Regions from separate parts of the Homo sapiens genome. Here regions 2 and 3 are each linked to region 1. The links are chromatin contacts, found by Hi-C or POLR2A ChIA-PET in ENCODE. All regions are on one chromosome and are shown on one strand. The core of a region is the stretch at or near the end of the contact, and the rest is flanking DNA. Distances in the headings are between cores, read along the strand shown.

The links. Hi-C counts contacts between places; a loop is a spot of excess contacts on that map. ChIA-PET counts read pairs that join two places held with the same protein, here RNA polymerase II (POLR2A). Pooled maps may share reads with other maps.
Region 2: a loop to region 1 is called in a pooled map, with 5 times the contacts of the local background. The contact joins the enhancer-like site here to the promoter of CCDC24 in region 1. A Hi-C loop is called at or near these places in 1 of 50 pooled maps. POLR2A ChIA-PET finds 5 or more read pairs at or near these places in 2 of 52 experiments (SK-N-SH and common myeloid progenitor, CD34-positive).
Region 3: a loop to region 1 is called in a pooled map, with 3 times the contacts of the local background. The contact joins the promoter of RNF220 here to the promoter of CCDC24 in region 1. A Hi-C loop is called at or near these places in 2 of 50 pooled maps. POLR2A ChIA-PET finds 5 or more read pairs at or near these places in 3 of 52 experiments (H1, K562 and PC-3).

Annotation. Positions count from the first base shown.
Region 1 is chr1:43,990,132-43,993,273 of GRCh38, reverse strand. CCDC24 (coiled-coil domain containing 24) reads right to left here and starts at 1,675. Exons shown (of 9, transcript NM_152499.4): 1 at 1,528-1,675; 2 at 1,270-1,427; 3 at 887-1,062; 4 at 635-751. The coding sequence starts at 1,395. B4GALT2 (beta-1,4-galactosyltransferase 2) reads right to left here. Exons shown (of 7, transcript NM_003780.5): 7 at 2,106-2,976. The coding sequence ends at 2,826. RefSeq lists silencers at 1,222-1,271, 1,412-1,521.
Region 2 is chr1:44,260,748-44,264,014 of GRCh38, reverse strand. All of the region lies in intron 7 of ERI3 (ERI1 exoribonuclease family member 3), which reads left to right. Among named protein-coding and RNA genes, the nearest start is that of SNORA110, 9.8 kb to the right of the region's middle. Within about 2 kb of position 1,899, at least 3 of the 41 ENCODE cell types and tissues checked have a DNase peak (open chromatin) inside an H3K27ac peak, as active enhancers do.
Region 3 is chr1:44,403,422-44,406,679 of GRCh38, reverse strand. It overlaps RNF220 (ring finger protein 220), which reads right to left and starts at 1,425. Exons shown (of 15, transcript NM_018150.4): 1 at 1,150-1,425. RefSeq lists an enhancer at 10-532.

The DNA.
Region 1 (3,142 bases), core at 426-2,925:
AGATGGGGTCTCCCTGTATTGCCCAGGCTGATCTCAAACTCCTGGCCTCAAGCCATCCTCCCGCCTCAGCCTCCCAAAGTGCTGGGATTACAGGCATGAGCCACTATGCCCGGCCTTTAATTTCCTCTTGTGCAAAATGGAGATTTTGCCCACCTCCTCAGGCTGTGTGAGGATTAGAATAAGAAGTTGCTGCCATCCACTTATGAATATTTTATCTCATTCAGTCCCAGCTGTAAATACCATTTGTGACCATCCTCTTCAGCTCTCCCTGCCTCCCTAGCCCAGCCCTCACTCCTGTTCTCTAGGCCAGAGGAACAACCGCCTGCTGGACATGGCTTCCTTTCTTCCCTCTTCCTACAAAGCTCTTCTCTTTCATCTCCCTGAAAACTGCTCCTCATACTACAACACGCAGATCAAACCACTTTCTCCAGGAAGCTTTGCCTGTCCCCAGGCTAGGCAGGTGTTTCCTCTGGGTTTCAGTAGCCCTCATGGGCTGATAATCTCTATCACAAGTGGCGGTGGAAGTGCCCAGCCCGTGACTGGAATCTCCTGCATGGAGCCAGGTGCAACCCACCAGTGGGCTAGGGCCCTCTGCCAAGCAGGGACAGATCCCTCTCTCCTACCATCACCTTACCTGGGCCCACCACCTCTCATCTGGAATATCTCCTGTTCTGGCAAATCACACCTGGGCTCCTCCAAGGCAAAGTGCAGGACCCTGGGGCTATACTGGACCCAAGCTTGGGCCTGGTCCCTGCAGAAGGTGCACAGGAAGGAAGCTGAGAGGCTCCTTTCTGGAAACCACAGAAAAGGCAACCCTGGCTCCTTGTTAGGGGCAGCGCTAGCCCACCTGGTATCTAGGGAAAGGGCCCAGGCCTGAGGCTCCCACCTGCCCTCACAGATGGCTTTGTGGCGGAGACCCTGGAGCAACTGCCGGAGCTCCTGGCGCAAGAGGTCCTTTAGGAGAGGCGGTGGTGCCAGAAGAGAAGAGGGGTCAGAGATGGGGCGGGAGCTGGGGGCTTGAGAGGATCGAGCCTCTTGGAGCAGTGCCCGTAACATCGCCACCTGCAAGGAGAGCTGGGATACCTTGCGACTGGGGAGGGGAGTGTCCGGAATGGTGGGGGCTGGGGGAGTGAGGGAGAGGGCGGAGTCAAAGGGGAGACCAGGATAGGATCTCGGGAGTTACCCGGCAGGGCCAGGGACCCGCAGAGGTGGGAAATCACCCGAGTCGTGGGGCAGGCCAGGGGCGTGGCCCACCTTCCCTCTCCCCACCTCCGCCCGCAGCTCCAGGCTCAGGTCCACCGCCGCCTCCCCCAGAATCCTCTTCACTTCGCGTCGCTCCCGGAGCGGAACGTGCTCCTCCACCAGCTCCCACAGCGAGGGGGAGTGCCGGAGCATGACCCACCGACGCCGCCGTCCCCGGCTCGGACCTACGGGCCGCAGGTCAGAGTGCGGGAGGTACCGCGGGCCCGCCGGCAACGCTCACCAAACCCCGCCCCTCTATGGGCCCCGCCCTCTCCCAAGCCCCACCCGTGCTCTGCCGCTGGTCCCCTCGGCTGGGATTGCCCGTTCCGGAACTGCCAGTCCTTGGCGCTCTCTTCTGCCCGGCTTTTGGCCGACTCGGATGCCGGGGGCCCAGAAACCAGGCAGTGGGAACCAGGGCCCTAGCCCCACCTCTTCCGCGTGGCCATCACCCGGGAAACCACGCCGCGACTCTAGGGCCCCGCCCCCTCCCGTGTTTGGTCCGGCGGGCGGCGCGTGCCGGCTGGGAGTTCAGACTCACCTCGGCGCTCCACCGAGCCCTGACCCAAGCACTTTGGGCTCGGCCCTGGGCACCTTTAGGCCTCAGGGAACGTGTTAAGACCTGAGAAATCTGGGTCCACGGGTTTATTACTTCGTCGCCTCCACTGTCCCGGAAGCAGTGCAAGGACAAACTTCCCCTTAAGGCCAGTGAAAGCCTAGGGAGTGGCAGCGCTTGGAGAACCAGGATGGCCCGGGTCAGGTTTACTTGTTGGGCCAGGTTCCCCAAGTGCCCTTCCACCACAACACACTCAGGGTAACCACGTTCAGGGACCCGACCCCCACCCCCAAACAGACAAGGGAGCTGCTCCATTCACGTTTTTTACTAAAGCACCCACACAAGTTTCTGTGCAATGTACAAACACAAGCCGGCCCTGGGGCTCCTGCCTCCTCTCTCAGACAGGGAGGCGGGAACCAGACTTACTGATCCAAGCCCCACCTGCCTCCCATGCAAAGGCCAACCCCAAGATCCCAGGCAGCGACACAGCATCCCCTCTGGTCCCCTCCTGGGGCTGCTCCTCAGCAGGGGGCGCACCAAAGCTTGCCCCCTACAATGTTGAATGAAAAAGGTTTCCCCTCCCCTGGGAGCAAGGGGGTTCCCAAGAGCTGAGAATTCCCCCTGGAAGAGACACTGCCCCCTAGACATACCTCCCACCCTTCCAGGCCCTAGGGGACTCAAGGGGGGGAAACTGAGGCACAGAGAGGTGGAGTGACCTAGCCCAGGCCACTCTGCGAGGCAGTGCAGGGGCTGGCCCGACCCTGACAGTGACTGGGGCTGGGCTAGGGGGAGGGGGTCGGGAAGGAGGGTTGACTCCAAAGAGGGCCACACTTGAAGAGCCTGCCCAGGCAGGAGGCCCCCCAAAGTGGGTTCTGAAACTTCCAGGTGTAGCTAGGGGGCCTAGTGAAGACCCTTGGAAAACAGAGCCCAGTCTCAGTCCTGGAGGTCCTCCACAGAGCAGCTGCCAGCCAGGCTGTGGTCAGTCCTCTGGCAGGCAATCTTCGGCACCGAGAGCCTCTGTCCATTAGTGTCAGCCCCGAGGGGGCCACGACGGAGGCCGCCCAATGTCCACTGTGATATTGGTGAAGAGTGGTTGCCGAGACACCTCCAAGACCTGGTACCGCACTGACCCAATGCCGTCCCGCTTCATGGTCAGCTTCGTGTTTTGAATCTTGGTAAACCTAGATAGGATGGAAATGGTCCACATCAGGGCTAACAACTGTAAACTAAAAATAAAATCCTACACCCCCCAACCAACTAAATGGACCCCCTTTTGGCCAAGGGGACCCCAGGGAACCTTAAAAACAGGGTTTCCAGCTATGATGGGAAGGGACGTCAAACATGCCA
Region 2 (3,267 bases), core at 650-3,149, 270 kb before region 1:
AAGAGCATCACTTGGATCTGGCTTCTTGATCTGCCAGAGACAGACTGACTTTTGGTATCTGACTGACTTCCTCCTACCTGATCCCCAGACATGTCCCCTACTGGGGTCTAGGGTTGTCTCTCTCCTGAGGAGATGAGGTTTATTCCTCAGACTTGAATGCCTGGGTGGTGGCTTATCTTGGGAGGAAGGGCTCAGGGCTCAGAGAGGGCTAGAAGAGTTAGAGGAAGCAAGGCCAGGGGAGGGGCAAGAGTGTGTGTTGGGTGAGGTTTGGCAATAGCAGCATAGAATAGGGAGGACACCATGACTTCTCTTCTCAGAGCCCAAGCCTATACTCCTCTCAGGAGTGGGGCCACAAGGGCCAGAGCATCTTTCTGAGCCCCCGGGGAAGCTGTCCAGGAAGCCACCTGGTTGCTTAGAGAGTGTGGAAGCTGTTTAGAACAAAGCTGAGGGTGTCTGGGCCTGCTGCCTGTCTGTATCTAAGGTACTACAAAGTTGACTCCGGCTGAGGCTATCTGATCTGCCAACAACACAGGCTCTTAGTGGAAGAAGGACCAGAGATCCATTCCAAGTTTCTGGAACCCTACTGTGACCTTGGGCTGAGAGGCAGTGTGGGCCTGTGTGGCCAGTTGGACCCAGCCTGCCCTGAAAGCCAGGGCACCAGCTGGCTGGGCTTATTTTAGGGAGGACAGTTCCCCTTCACTGAGACTGTACAATCTCCTTCTTGCTTTTCGTTTTCAGCCCCTGACCTCCTTGGGTCGCTTGGGCCCATGGATGAACATCAGTTACTATCATTCTTCCCCCTCCCTTTTCCAAGTGTCTGATCCTGGAGGGCTAGTGAAATAGAAAAAAGTGTGAGAATCCTTCTGATGTAGGAGCTGAGGGAAGGTTAATGGAACTTCTGGATTTTTTAATGAAAGGGATCCCAAGGACTGCCCATTTCAACATCCCTTTCCCCTTGTGGTTTGCTCTTTTACTTGGCCCTGTGAAGCCTCTTTTTTTCTGCTTTCAGGTTATTTCCCCAAGTGGAAATGTGACTGGGCAAACTTGAGAGCTGTGGCTGGAAGTGATGGGGTTCCTGGGAGTGAACGGTGGGAGTAGGCAGCAGCCATTCTGGCCCAGAGAAAGGCTGAGTTTTGGGGCAGGAAATAGAGGGAGGGAAGCAGGGAAGCTTTTGGGAGGAAAGAATCTGGAGAGTGTCAGTAAGATGTTCCCTAGATGGGACCTGCTCTAAATAGACCACCAGGCCACCAGCTTTCTGCTGAAGGTCCGCTTAGGTCTTTCCTGTACCTCACAAGGCATTGTCCTCAGAGAAGCCTTGACACTTCTAGAAGGCTCCTCCCGCTAGGCTGGATTGGGCAGGGCAGATCTTCCCTCTGCCTGTGCCATCCCCACTGACCCTGCGCCTGCCACAAGCGTGCTAAGGGATAGGGTAGTCTTGGCAGCCTGGTGTAGCCCCACCTCCCCCACTCTGCTAGATTGTGAGGGCGTGGGTGCCCAGATGGAAGTGCTGTGCCATGGGCAGCTTCGACTTGGAGATAGAGAACTCAGAAGACAGATTCCCAGGGGAGTGAGAGAAGCACACCATCTCTACAGGGTAATATAAATGGTGTTGCCTTCCAGAGCCCGGAGAAGGAAGGTTAATGGAACTGCTGGATTTCCAGAGAGGGAGTAATTGAATTCTCCTGCGAGAGCTCAGATGGGCATCCAGAAGGGGGCCTTGAACTGGGCCTCTGTGAAGGATGGGGACTGTGCTGTGGAGACAAGTGTAGGCTAGCATGGGGCAGAGAGGACAAGTGTCAGAGATCAGTTGGTTAGGGTGGGGCTGGGCCCAGTGGGGGTTATTGTCCTTGTCACACTTCTCCATTATAATATGGAGACATGGACCAACTTCTGCTTTAGCGAGCCTGAGGGACACCTACTTTCACCATCTGGCTGGGCTGCGGTGGGTGGAGGGCCTTGGATTGCACTGTCTGGAGCCTAAGGTTGGAAAGATGTGAGGACAGAGCCTTCGGGAACGACCCCAAGCAGATCCTCCCTCTACTCTGTTCCCTTCCTGTTCTGCTGAAAGAGCAGGAAAAGGGTGAGGTTTTAGGTTAGGAGAACAGCTCTGGGAAAGCTTTAGGCATGCTTTTGCCACACCCATTCCCAGCCCTGTCTTGTACCCATACCCAGCCCTTCTGCCAAGGGCCAGGTGGGTTCCTGGGCCTGGTTGGGAAGCTGGGAGTAGATGGGAAAGCCAGGAGACTCATTTTCACTGGAATTTGACCTAAAGCAGGATTGGAAGGGAAGAAAAGAATTTGAACAAAAGTGCAGGCAGGAAGGAGCTGTTAACGAGCCTTTCTTTCTCTTTGGGGACGGAGCGGAGCGCATAGCGGGGCGCAGCCGCCAGCTCTCCTCAGAGCGGCTCTCTAAGGTAGCTGCAGTCTCTGGCCGCTGCCTGCTCTCGTTCGCTCTCCTTTTTTCCCTCTCCTCTTTCTCAGCTCTCTCTATTATGGGGACTTGCTCCAGCTCTTTCTCTCTCTTCTGTCTCTCCTTTTGTTCTCTCTTTGTCTATTTATCACACTGTGAAGGTTGAAAGAGATGTTATTAATCTGGGAGAATGAAGGCAGGATTAGTGGTATGAATCGGATTTTGAGAGGTGTAATGATAGAAAGACTCGCTCGGCTGGCGGCCTGCGTGAGCTTGATAAATGGGGAGCACTCCAGACTGACTCGCGCCTTCCTCCGCGCTGTGCGCCCTGCCCGCTGGGGCGTGCCACGCTCTCAGATCTGCCAGCCGGCCCACCCCGCTCCTACCTGAACCGGAGCAAAAAGCCAAGGGTAAAGCAGACACAAATATCTCCCATCACACTTGGAGACATCATTGCTTTTAGCACCCTTTTCAAGTCGAGGCCTGTCGAGTTCTCAAAGGACTGTGGGCAGAGGGAGTGGGGACCTAGACTTCAGGCTAGAACAGCACCTGCCTGCTTCTAGGACCTGTAAGAAATGGATGTCAGGGGTCAGGGAGTGATAAAAAACAATCCCTAGACCAATCAGGTAAGAATACCAGACCCTATGTAAATACGTGGTTAAGCAAAGTGCTGTTGAGAGAAATGGGTGTGGAGGTCAGGGTGGGGCATGGAGGAGTGGGAAAGAGAAATCATGAAGGGCTTCCTGAAGGTAGTGTCCTAGCAGACAGGATTTGGAGAAGGGAAGTTGAGCGTTCCAGGTGGGGAAATATAGTATAAGCAAACATGTGGGGCAGAAATAAGCCTGACTCTTGGGGTGG
Region 3 (3,258 bases), core at 176-2,675, 410 kb before region 1:
GGAGGCCGGAGGCTCCGGAGTGCGGTGGCGGGGCTGGGTTCCGGGCAGAGAAGGTCGCTCGGCCCGGGCTGACAAGCGCGGCGGCAGTGGCCGCAGGACCGCAGCGACCGGCGTGCTCACTGAAAAGTTTTGTTCTTAAGTCAGAAGAGAAATTGTTACTCAGTTTAAGGCAGGTCTAAGATAAAAATAAAACTACAAGTAGAGTAGTCAAGTAGCCCTCGTCTCCACGATCGTCCTCCCGCCTTGCTCAGTAGAACCGCTGGGAGAGGGGGTCCCGACCCCGAAAATCCCGGGAGATCCCACGTGTCGGGCTACTCTACGGCCAGGCCGGTCCAGCCCAGAGGAGTGGGGAGTTTACCGGTGGCGTTTAGAACGGTCCGCCTCTATGCTAGCACCTGCCTCCTTCCTGCCCGCAGAGGATCCATCCATCCTACCCCACCTCCCTCCCTCCACACCCTTCACACCCGCCCCCGCTAGGAAAAAGTCAGCCGAGCACCCGGGGTCCAGGGCTAAACAGCCACTCCCCGGGTATCCCGCGGAGCCGGCTGTGTGTGGGGTGGAGGCTGTCGGGGTAGTTTCTCATTCGGCTCGCCCCTTCTCCATCCGCCCGCCGCCTCGGGCTCCCCACTGAGTACCACCCAGCCCTGGCCTCGCCGGAAATCAACGCGGGGTACATAGGGGAGCCCGGAAATCACCGGGGGGTGCACCAGAGAGCCCGGCGAGAAGGCATTCTCGATATCGACCCGAACAAAGTGGGAATGGGGCTTATTAAGAGACGGAGAAAAGAAGTCCTGCTCCCTTCCCTTGCAGTGCCCTCACCCTCCCAACTTGTCCAATTCCCGCGTCTGGTCCCTCCCCCTTGCACCTCCCCCCCTCCCCAAATAAAACACATTAAGGAAAACTCAAGACGGAAAGTTTGAGCGAGGCAGCGCACGGAGCGCGCAGGGCGCCGATGCCGAGAGGCTCCGTCGCGATGATCCAAGACGCGCCAGTCCGAGTCCCAGTCCCTGCCCCCGTCCAGAGGGAACCGCCCGAATCCCTAGGAAACGGACCCGGAAAGTTAGCCAGGTTCCTGAACAAGCCGGCCGCCCTCGCACCCACCCCTCTTGGGTACGCACACACGTCCACACCCCTTTCTGATCTCCATACTTGCCGTGGAAATTCCTTGGGAGAACGGTCGCACTTTTCAGGACACGGAGGGAAGCAGGCGGAGAGTGTGGTGCATGAAAAGTCCCGGGTTCGCAGAGCCGGCGGAGGCAGCGGCGGCGGCGGCGGCGGCAGCGGCAGCAGCAGCAGCAGCAGTAGGCGGCTGGCCCCGGGTTTGTGTTCGCGAGCTGCCTGGGATTGCATGTACAGATCAAGAGACTCAGTTGGCGTGAGAGAAGGAGCAGTGCTGCCTCTCAGCGCTGGATCTAATCAGTGAATGAGCCTCCACTCTCCCAGGGACTCGGAGACACACACACGCGCGCACACACACACGCACGCACACATTCTCTCACACTCACACACATACAGGCACTCTGAGCACTGAATACATTAGGGCACTAAGGGACTCTGGGAAATGAAGTCCAGACCCAGGGCACTCCTGGAGAACAGACCTGCTGGCCCTCACCAAAGAGCTTGGAAGTCTTGGGGTCGCGAGCCATTGTGAACTAAAGAGAGCGTTGGCTTTTGTTTACATCCCTCCTCCCCCACCCGCAAAGGTCTCAGTGAATGGTTTCGTGCTTGTTGTTCTTCCTTTCCTGAACCAAAAGGGACCAAGAGTAAATGGGCAAAGCTTGAAGACTGACATCCACTGCTGCTTAAATGACCCCCAAATCCTGGGTCCCTCAAAATCTCTGTCTTTTCCCAGAAAAATCTTACCTGCTGCTTTGTTCCTGGAATGCTTCTCTGGGTCTTTGACTATAATAATAAATAATAAATGAATATTAATAAAACTGTAACTTTTGGAGGAGGTGAAGGCCTAGTATAGCATCCAGATGTGAGAATAAAATTTTTTATTGGTGTTTTATTGATGTTTATATTACAGTTCATTTCAGATCATTTCATATCATCCTATAATTCATCAAACACAAAGATAAACAGGGGAAATGGATAGAGAACTAACATTCCTGAGTGCTTTCTAGGAGCCCGGTTATGAGACTAAATGCCTTTACATAATTTCATTTACTCCTAAGATTAATTCTGGAGATAATAATATTACCACTAGTTTATAGAAGAGGAAACTGGGGTTGAAAGGGTTTTGTAATTTGCCCATGAAAACGTGGTTAACAAGTCTTGGATAGCAGGTAGTTCTAGTTCTGAAAGCAAAGTTCAACCAAAATCAAATCCTGGTTTAAGAAGTCATTCCTGGCCGGGCGCGGTGGCTCACGCCTGCAATGCCAACACTTTGGGAGGCCGAGGCGGGCGGAACAAGAGGTCAGGAGTTCAAGACCAGCCTGACAAACATGGTGAAACCCTGTCTCTACTAAAAATACAAAAAGTAGCCGGGCGTGGTGGCATGCGCCTGTAATCCCAGCTACTCAGGAGGCCAAGGCAGGAGAATCGCTTGAACCCGGGAGGCGGAAGTTGCAGTGAGCCGAGATCACACCATTGCACTCCAGCCTGGGTGACAAAAAAAAAAAAAAAAAAAAAAGTCATTCTTTTGTTTTGTAGTTAAGTGTCTAAAACCTCAGATTTCTCATCTGGAAAAAAAAAAGGGAGGGTGGGGAGAAATGGAGTACACACTGATAATCCACTTTACAGAGAACCACATAGGATTATAAATTGTCTAAAAAGAATGAGACTCAAAATCTCATTCTTGCTATTATTTCATTGTCCTTTTTACTTATGTTTAACATTAAGGTAGCATCTAAATATTAAGTATGTTTATGTATATGTGTGCTGTTGGTATTTTAAAATTTTAATTGGCAACTCTAAATAAATTGTTAATTTGATCACTTAGAGTTCTACATTTACAACTATTTCTATAATTCGTGATATCAGGATTATTTGTTGAGGAACTTTATTTTTATTTATTTATTTTTTTTGACATGGAATCTCACTCTCTCGCCCAGGCTGGAGTGCAGTGGTGTGATCTTGGCTTACTGCAACCTCCGCCCCGAGTTCAAGCGATTCTCCTACCTCAGCCTCCCAAGTAGCTGGGATTACAGGCATGCCCCTCCATGCCCAAATAATTTTTAGTAGAAATACGGTTTCACCATGTTGGCCAGGCTGGTCTCAAACTCCTGACCCCAAGTGATCCGCTTGTCTCGGTCT